Linked DNA regions of Homo sapiens: region 1 is linked to region 2. Evidence: read pairs that join two places in POLR2A ChIA-PET (ENCODE). Cell type or tissue: B cell. All regions are shown on one strand. Links, peaks and the distances in the headings refer to the core of each region. The heading gives the core; the rest is flanking DNA.

Region 1 (4,392 bases), core at 185-4,184, 490 kb after region 2:
GAAACTCCGTCTCAAAAAAAATAAAAAATAAAATAATTTAAAGTTCTAATGGCTTCAGGTTGGAATTATTGACTTCCACAAATGTGTGTATTGTCTGAAATGATTAGATACTTTTGCTTTCCATTTTGTGGTACGAAATGCAAATGCCTTATAATTTCCTTTCCATGTGTAAACCTGAACCTGAGTTTGAGGGATTTTGCTAGATTCTTCAAACACTGGGTATTTTCTCATTGAATCAGACCTGAGCCCAGTGACTGCAAGCTAAGGTCAATCAGAAGCCTGCAAAGAGGTCATTGAAGGCTCACTTGTTTCTTGCTGGGGAGCCTCTCCTGCAGTGTCCCAGCTGCTCACACTGACCCAGCTGCTCACACTGACCATGGGAGGAGCCCTTTATTCTGAGAGAATCTCAGAGCCCTGGAAAACTGAGGATCCACAGGCAGATGCAGCGGGTCAGCGATGCCTTTCTGAGGCTAGTTGTCCTAAGGTTGTTTCTAAACATTTTTAATGAAACAGATGTGGATTTAGGTAAGGAATGACTTTTCTTTTTATTCTTTTATTCCTTTTTTTTTTTTTTTTTTTTTGAGACCAAGTCTTGCTCTGTCACCCAGGCTGGAATGCAGTGGTGTGATCTCGGCTCACTGCAACCTCTGCCTCCTGGGTTCAAGCAATTCTCCTGTCTCAGCCTCCTGAGTAGCTGGGATTACAGGCGCCCAGCACCATGCCCGGCTAATTTTTTGTATTGTTAGTAGAGATAGGGTTTCACCATGTTGGTCAGGCTGGTCTCAAACTCCTGACCTCAGGTGATCCACCCACCTTGGCCTCCCAAAGTGCTGGAATTAACAGGGGTGAGCCATCGCGCCCAGCCAGGAATGACTTTATTCTAAAGGAGAATTGAAATAAGGAAAAGGGAGAAAGTATAAGATCTGTAAGCATCTCAAAGTTAGCCCAAAAAGGAATTTTTTTTTTTTTTACAGAGAGGAGAAAACAAGGTTAGGAAGAAGGTGAGAGTGGGAGGTCAGGATACAATTTCATTCGTTAATAATTTGTATTTTAGGCCAGGTGCGGTGGCTCACACCTATAATCCTAGCACTTTGGGAGGCCGAGGTGGGTGGATCACCTGAGGTCAGGAATTTGATACTAGCCTGACCAACATGGTGAAACCCCGTCTCTACTAAAAATACAAAAATTAGCCAGGCGTGGTGGCACGTGCCTGTAGTCCCAGCTACTCAGGAGGCTGAGGTAGGAGAATCGCTTGAACCCAGGAGGCGGAGGTTGCGGAGAGCCAAGTTTGCGCCAACTGCACTGTAGCCTGGACAACAGTGAGACTCCGTCTCAAAAAAAAAAAAAAAAAAAGAGGCCGGGCGCGGTGGCTCATGCCTGTAATCCCAGCTCGCAGGGAGGCAAGAGGCGGGAGGATAGCTTGAGCCCAGGAGTTCGAGACCTGCCTGGGCAATATAATGAGACCCCGTTCTCCACAAAAAGGAAAAAAAAAAAAAGACAAAAATAAAAATAAGCGTAAAAAAAAAAAAAAAAGAAACTGAAGCATGTGTGGTCATGCCACGCTGAACACATCTATTCTCTGTAGCTAAGCAGGGTTGGGCCTGGTTAGTAAATGTATAGAAAATGCCTAGGAATACTGGCTGTTTTATGCTTAAAAACAAAAAAAGAAAGGATTTCACAAGATAATTCACCAAATGGAAGAAAAACTTCTATATTGAATATCTGGTCCATCTTCTTCTTCACATAGGATGGGGGATGAATTGGTAGCCAGCACTCTGAGGCATCCTGGCCCATTACTGCAGGAGGTGAACTCTACCCTGTAGTCCTCTCTGGCAGTGGTGCAACCACAGTCTCCAATCTCATCCTGTTTATAGGGTGACAACAAGAAGTGGTCATCAGGAGAGAAATCTGACCTGGTGTTTTGGATGTTTGAGTAGGAGGTACTCCCAAGAAATCCATCTTCCTCCCCACCAGAAGAGAACTTCTTATCACTAATGCATTGCAGACATATGAATTAGGGTCTCAAGTCTAAGTCTTTATTCCTTGTAAAGAGAGATTACACTGAAAACTTGGTAAAAATTTCAAGGAAGGTTTTATTCAGCACAATTGCAATATGTGTTGAATAAAGCCTTATTTTTTGCCTATATGTTATAGGACAATTTAATATGGGAAAGAAATTGAACTCAACCTGAATGCATCAACAAGACAATTATATCTAAAGAGCAAGGTACCGTAGAGGATGGAACTTGGTGAGGTGTCAAGAGTTGGGGAAGAGAATATTAATAAATTATCATAGATGAGGGAAACAACTTGATTAGATATCAAGTTGGGGGGCATTCTCTCTAAACTCTCTTATTAGGATTTAGCTATAACTGGGCTCTGCAGGACAAACACAAAAGCTAGTCAGGAAGTGGGCTCCGAGGAGCCTCACTGAAGTATGATCAAGGAAGGAGTCCTTGAGATCCTCCCAGCCTAGTTCTTGCTAGGGCTGATGATAAATCCTTAAGTTTCTGGTTTCCTCCCCACGTTCCAGAACACTCCCTCATTTCCCCTTTCCACTGGACATCATTATCAATCATGTGTCCCCCATGATACATGTGAAACTGCTGCAGTATTTTAATTGCTTACCATTTTTTTCCACAAAGCAATAAGTGGTGGGTATATTCAACCCATTTTCCATGTGCCCCGAGAATACTCTTGTCTCTAATCCTAATGTAACATCATATACGTTTTTGTTATATTAGGATTAGAAACAAGTTCTGTTTAGAAATTTTATTTTCACATTGAAAGTCAATCAGATTTGCTTCAGCTTTAAAGAGTATGCTTGTGTAAAATTCAATGAATGCTGGCAGCAAGCTGCACTTTTTTTTCTAAATGGGAAATGGGTTAAAAATGTATTACTTTATGAATACTGTTCATGAGAGGAAAGCACTCAATAACCACTAAAAACTACATTATATAAATCCTTGTGCCTGATGACTCCTGGTCCACTGACGTTTTCATGAGCTTCTTGGCCCTTTTCATATATCTTGCAGGAATGTCATTCAGATACTTTCCCTATCTTTCAATCAATTAGGTTTTTTTTTTTTTTTTACTTGGTACAATAATTTATTATTGTAAAAAAATTAACATTTATTAGCTTTAGGAATTTTACATGTACTGTTGAGTTAGTTTGTCAAATCTATATAACTCGTCTAAGATGAATAATACTGTATTTTTGTGACTGGCCTTTTGCAATCAGTATAGAATCCTGAATTTTTTTTCTTTTTTTTTTTTTTGTTTGTTTGAGATGGAGTCTCACTCTCTCACACAGCCTGGAGTGCAGTGGCATGATCTTGGCTCACTGCAACCTCTGCCTCCTGGGTTCAAGCTGTTCTCTGCCTCAGCCTCCCAAGTAGCTGGGATTCCAGGCATCCACCACCATGCCCAGCTAATTTTTGTATTTTTAGTAGAGATGGGGTTTCACCATCTAGGCCAGGCTGGTCTTGAACTCCTGACCTCGTGATCCACTCTGCCTCGGCCTCCCAAAGTGCTGGGATTACGGGCATGAGCCACTGCATCCAGCTGAATCCTGAATTTTCATGCTTTTTGTAGCATGGGACAGAAAGTTATTTTGTAAGACTAAATACTATCCCATTGTAAGTACATGCATACCACGTTTTCTTTATCCATTTAGCCATCAGTGGACATTTGGATTGATCCATCTCTTGGCTATTGTGAACAGTGGTTTTCAAATATTTCTTCAAAGATCCAACTTTCAATTTATATGAATTGAATATAAATAGACCCAGAAATGGGTTGCTGGAAGAAAATTTTTTTTTTTTTTGCTAGTTTTTCAGGCACCACCATACTGTTTTCCATAAAGATTGAGCCATTTTGCAATCCTTTGGTCAGAGCACATGGGTTCCAATTTCTCAACGTTTTTTCCAAACTTTATATTTGAGGTGGTTTGATTTTTCTTTTTTCTTTTTCTTTTTTTTTGAGATAAAGTCTCAGTGTTGTTGCCCAGGCTGAAGTGCAATGGCGCGATCTACGCTCACTGCAACCTCCGCCTCCCAGCTTCAAGCAATTCTCTGGCCCCAGCCTCCTGAGTAGCTAGGATTACAGGCACCCACCACCATGCCTGGCTAATTTTTTGTATTTTTAGTAGAGACAGGGTTTCACCATGTTGACCAGGCTGGTCTTGAGCTCCTGACCTCAGGTGATCCACCCACCTCGGCCTCCCAAAGTGCTGGGATTACAGGCATGAGCCACCGCGCCTGGCCTTGATTTTTCTTTTCTTTTTAGTTGAATGTAAGAATTCATTATATTTTCTGAATATTGAGACTTTTCCAGATATATGACTTTCCAATATTTGCTCCAGCATCATGGGGTGCCTTTTCCATCTGTTTA
Region 2 (4,392 bases), core at 286-4,285:
TCCCGGGTTCTCGCCATTCTCCTGCCTCAGCACCCCCGAGTAGCTGGGACTACGGGCGCCGCCACCGCGCCCGGCTAATTTTTTGTATTTTTTAGTAGAGACGGGGTTTCACCGTGTTAGCCAGGATGGTTTCGATCTCCTGACCTCGTGATCCACCCACCTTGGCCTTCCAAAGTGCTGGGATTACAGGCGTGAGCCACCGCGCCCGGCCTGTTTTTGTTTTTTTTTTTTTTGAGACAGTTTTATTCTGGTTGCCCAGGCTGGAGTGCAGTGGCGCAATCTTGGCTCACGCAACCTCCGCCTCCCGGGTACAAGCGATTCTCCTGCCTCAGCCTCCCTAGTAGCTGTGATTACAGGCACGCACCACCACGCCCGGCTAATTTTGTATTTTTAGTAGAGACGGGGTTTCTCCATGTTGGCCAGGCTGGTCTCCAATGCCCGATCTCAGGTGATCTGCCCACCTCAGCCTCCCAAAGTTCTGCGATTACAGGCGTGAGTCACCATGCCTGGCCAGTCTCCTGTTTTTTTAAAAACTTATTATTTAGCCGGTGTGGTGTCTCACACCTGTAATCCTGGCACTTTGGGAGGCCGAGGTGAGCGGATCACTTGAGGTCAGGTGTTCCAGACCAGCCTGGGCAACATGGCAAAACCTTGTCTCTACTAAAAAGACAAAAATTAGCTGGAGGTGCTCTCTTGAACCCAGGAGGCAGAGGTTGCAGTGAACTGAGATCATGCCACTGCACTCCAACCCAGGAGGAGGAGGTTGCACTGAGCCAATATCATGCCACTACATTCCAGCCTGGGCGACAGAGCAAGACTCTGTCCCCCCCAAAAAAAAAACAGAAAAAAAAAAAAAGAAAGAAATCTGAAGCAATTATGACCAAATGTTAACATCTGTTTCTTCACGTGGTGGGTACAGGCGTGTTTTGGAAGCTTCTATGCTTCCTGTATTTTGAGATCACACAAAATTATGTTTATTATCTTATTGTGCTACATGATCTTTGTAGAAAAGTTGGTAAATTCTGGAATGCACGAAGAAAAAGATTATAATAGCCAGTAATACCCCTGCCCAGAGAGACAGTATCCATTAATTTTTCTCTGCCTATGTTTGTCTTCGGAAAAATGGGATACTATTGGCACTATTTTATAACTTTTTAATTTGTATTAACACTTTCTATATTTTTTAAATTGAAAAAGCTGGCCAAGCATGGTGGCTCAGGCCTGTAAACCCAGCCAATGTGGGAGGATCGCTTGAGCCCGGGAGTTCAGGAACAGCCTGGGCATCGTGGCGAGACCACATTGCTACAAAAAAAAAAAAAAAAAAAAAAAAAATTAGCCAGGCATGGTGGTGCACACCTGTGGTTCCATCTACTCAGGAAGCTGAGGTGGAGGATCGCTTGAGCCTGGGAGTTTGAGGCTGCAATAAGCTACGAATGCACCACTGACCTTCAGCCTGGGCAACACAGCTAGACTCTTGTCTCAGAGAGAGAGAGAGAGAGAGAGAGAGAGCACAATGAAAAAAATAAACCTGATCTTGCACAGAGCATGTAATAAAACCTGTGCGTTCTTGGCTATCTCTCTCTGGTCTCCTCCAGGGTGCTGAATAAGCTCTTCTCTCTCCATTCACCCAGGAGAACTCTCTTCTGCTGATTTTCTGTGGAGCTAGATCAGGCTGTGACTCAGAATCTCCCTCCACCTCCACCCTTTCCTATTTTCCCAACACCAGTGTCAATCTCAGATGTCAACAACCCCACGAGTGAGTTCCTCCTGTTGCCAATACATCCAGGTCCTGTTCTCCGCTGCTGTCTCTACCCAATCCCTTCCCTTCCTTCCTCCTGCCAATCCTGCTTTCCCTGTTTCTTGCTCCTCTGACCTCCTCCGCATTGCTTGACTGTCTCAGATACACTCTGGCCTCAGGGTCTTGGCACTTTCTGTTCTCCCTGCCTGGAAGGGTCTTCCTTAGTCAGATACTGAGGTCACCCATTGTGTTCAAGTTCCTTTAATTTATCTGAAATGAGTCTGGGCGTGGTGGCTCACGCCTGTAATCCCAGCACTTTGGGAAGCCAAGCCGGGTGGATCACTTGAGGCCAGGAGTTCGAGACCAGCCTGGCCAACATGGTGAAACCCCATCTCTACTAAAAATACAGAAATTAGCTGGGCGTGGTGGCACAAACCTGTGGTCCCAGCTACTCAGGAGGTCGAGGCAGGAGAATTGCTTGAACCTGGGAGGCGGAGGTTGCAGTGAGCCAAGATCGTGCCACTGTACTCTAGCCTGGGTGACAGAGTGAGACTCTGTCTCAAAAAAAAAAAAAAAAAAAGAAAAAGATAATTTATCTGAAATTATCTGAAATGCACCACCCTGCCCCCATCATTGACTCTCCTGTTGCTGTAGTTTTCTCTGCAGCACTTACCAGTGCTTGAGAAAACCACCCACTCATTTATCTTGCTTTCAGTTTCTCTTGCTTTCAGTCTGTCTTCAGTTAATGAAAGCTTTTTTTTTCTTTCTTTTTTCTTTTTCTAAAACAGAGTCACCCAGGCTGGAGACCAGTGATGCGATCACGGCTCACTGCAGACTCGACCTTCTGGGCTCAGGGGATCCTCCCACACCCCTTGGCCTCCTGGGGATTGAGACTACAGGCACACACCACCACACCCAGCTAATTTTTGTATTTTTTGTAGAGAGAGGGATTTGTCACCTTGTCCAGGCTGCTCTTGAACTCCTGAGTTCAAGCAATCCTCCCAACTCAGCCCCTCAAAGTGCTGGGATTACAGGTGTGAACCACTGCCCCTGGCCTGTTTATTTAAAAAATTAACATTCATTCTCAGTTTATTGGCTAAGTTTAGAAGTAGTATCAGAATGTTTAAGAGAACTTACTGTTCTCCTTTTATTTGTATGTTTGCATTGTAGATTTTTAATAACTGATAAGGACTTCTCAAGGTGTTTGCTTGGTGGAGACATTTAAAAAGATTAAAGAATAGGCCAGGTGCAGTGGCTCATGCCTGTAATCCCAGCACTTTGGGAGGCCGAGGCGGGTGGATCAAGAGGTCAGGAGATCGAGACCATCCTGGCTAACATGGTGAAACCCCATCTCTACTATAAATACAAAAAATTACCTGGGTGTGGTGGCACGTGCCTGTAGTCCCAGCTACTCAGGAGGCTGAGGCAGGAGAATCGCTTGAACCCGGGAGGCAGAGGTTGCAGTGAGCTGAGATCGCACCATTGCACTCTAGCCTGGGTGGTAGAGCAAGACTCTGTCTCAAAAAATAATAATAATAAATTAAAAGATTAAAGAATAAGCTGGCACAGTGGCTCACACCTGTCATCCCAACACTTTTTGTAGAGACCTCATCTCTTAAAAATAAAATTAGCTGGGCGTGGTTGTGTGCACCTGTAGCCCAGCTACTCAGGAGGCTGAGGTGGGAGCATTGCTCAGGAGGTCGAGGCTGCAGTGAGCCATGATTGCACCACTGCACTCCAGTCTGGGTGACAGAGCTGATACACTGTCTCTAAAAAATAATAATAATTGACCGGGCGCAGTGGCTCACGCCTGTAATCCCATCACTTTGGGAGGCCGAGGCGGGCGGATCACGAGGTCAGGAGATCGAGAGCAACATGGCTAACACGGTGAAACCCCGTCTCTACTAAAAATACAAAAAAATTAGCTGGGCGTGGTGGTGGGCGCCTGTAGTCCCAGCTACTCGGGAGGCTGAGGCAGGAGAATGGCATGAACCTGGGAGGTGGAGCTTGCAGTGAGCCAAGATCGCGCCACTGCACTCCATCCGGCTTGGGTGACAGAGCGAGACTCCATCTCAAAAAAAAAATTAATAATAATAATTATTATTATAGTAGTAAAAGAGTATAGAATAAAATGCATCACACTTATAAAATGTAAAATGTTAATTTCAATCCACTAAACTTATAAACGGACCCAAATATGCATCCAATGACCTCTTAAAGTGATATTTCTTTTTCTTTTTGTTGAGATGGAGTCTCACTCACTCTGTCACCCAAGCTGGAGCGCAGTGGTGTGATCTTCAGCTCGTCCCAACCTCCGTCTCCCAGGTTCAAGCGATTCTCCTGACCTCAAGTGATCCGTCTGCCTTGGCATCCCAAAGTGCTGGGATTACAGGCCTGAGGCCAGGCCCTGAATTAATTTTTTGATGTTTCACTTTGCCAGGTGTATAAGTAACATGTTAGTTGTGATTGTAACTAAATAAAGGCTTAAGGGAAACCGTGTTTCTAAATTTCTAAATTGACTACACATTTACAAAGGAACCCACAAAGATGGATTTTTGGGCCGGGCGCAGTGGCTCACGCCTGTAATCCCAGCACTTTGGGAGGCTGAGGCAGACAGATTGCCTGAGTTCAGGAGTTCAAGATCAGCCTAGGCA

Evidence for each region. ChIA-PET counts read pairs that join two places held together with the same protein. Peaks named below come from ENCODE experiments on the same cell type or tissue, not always from the same donor. Only the 100,000 strongest peaks of a DNase experiment are listed, where the experiment ranks them.
Region 1: POLR2A ChIA-PET joins it to region 2 with 5 read pairs; 3 of 35 experiments call an interaction of 5 or more read pairs at or near these places.

Annotation. Positions count from the first base shown.
Region 1 is chr19:12,068,620-12,073,011 of GRCh38, forward strand. All of the region lies in intron 1 of ZNF844 (zinc finger protein 844), which reads left to right. It also overlaps the pseudogene RNA5SP466. Among named protein-coding and RNA genes, the nearest start is that of ZNF844, 6.1 kb to the left of the region's middle. In B cell, for the core only: no CTCF peak of the experiment used is centred there; no DNase peak of the experiment used is centred there.
Region 2 is chr19:11,579,433-11,583,824 of GRCh38, forward strand. LOC124904638 (a long non-coding RNA gene) reads left to right here. Exons shown (of 2, transcript XR_007067140.1): 2 at 3,985-4,232. Among named protein-coding and RNA genes, the nearest start is that of ACP5, 4.0 kb to the left of the region's middle. RefSeq lists an enhancer at 2,352-2,551 and a silencer at 2,687-2,852. In B cell, for the core only: no CTCF peak of the experiment used is centred there; DNase peaks (open chromatin) are centred at 819, 1,390, 1,670 and 2,559; H3K4me3 peaks cover 1,626 bases; H3K27ac peaks cover 3,316 bases.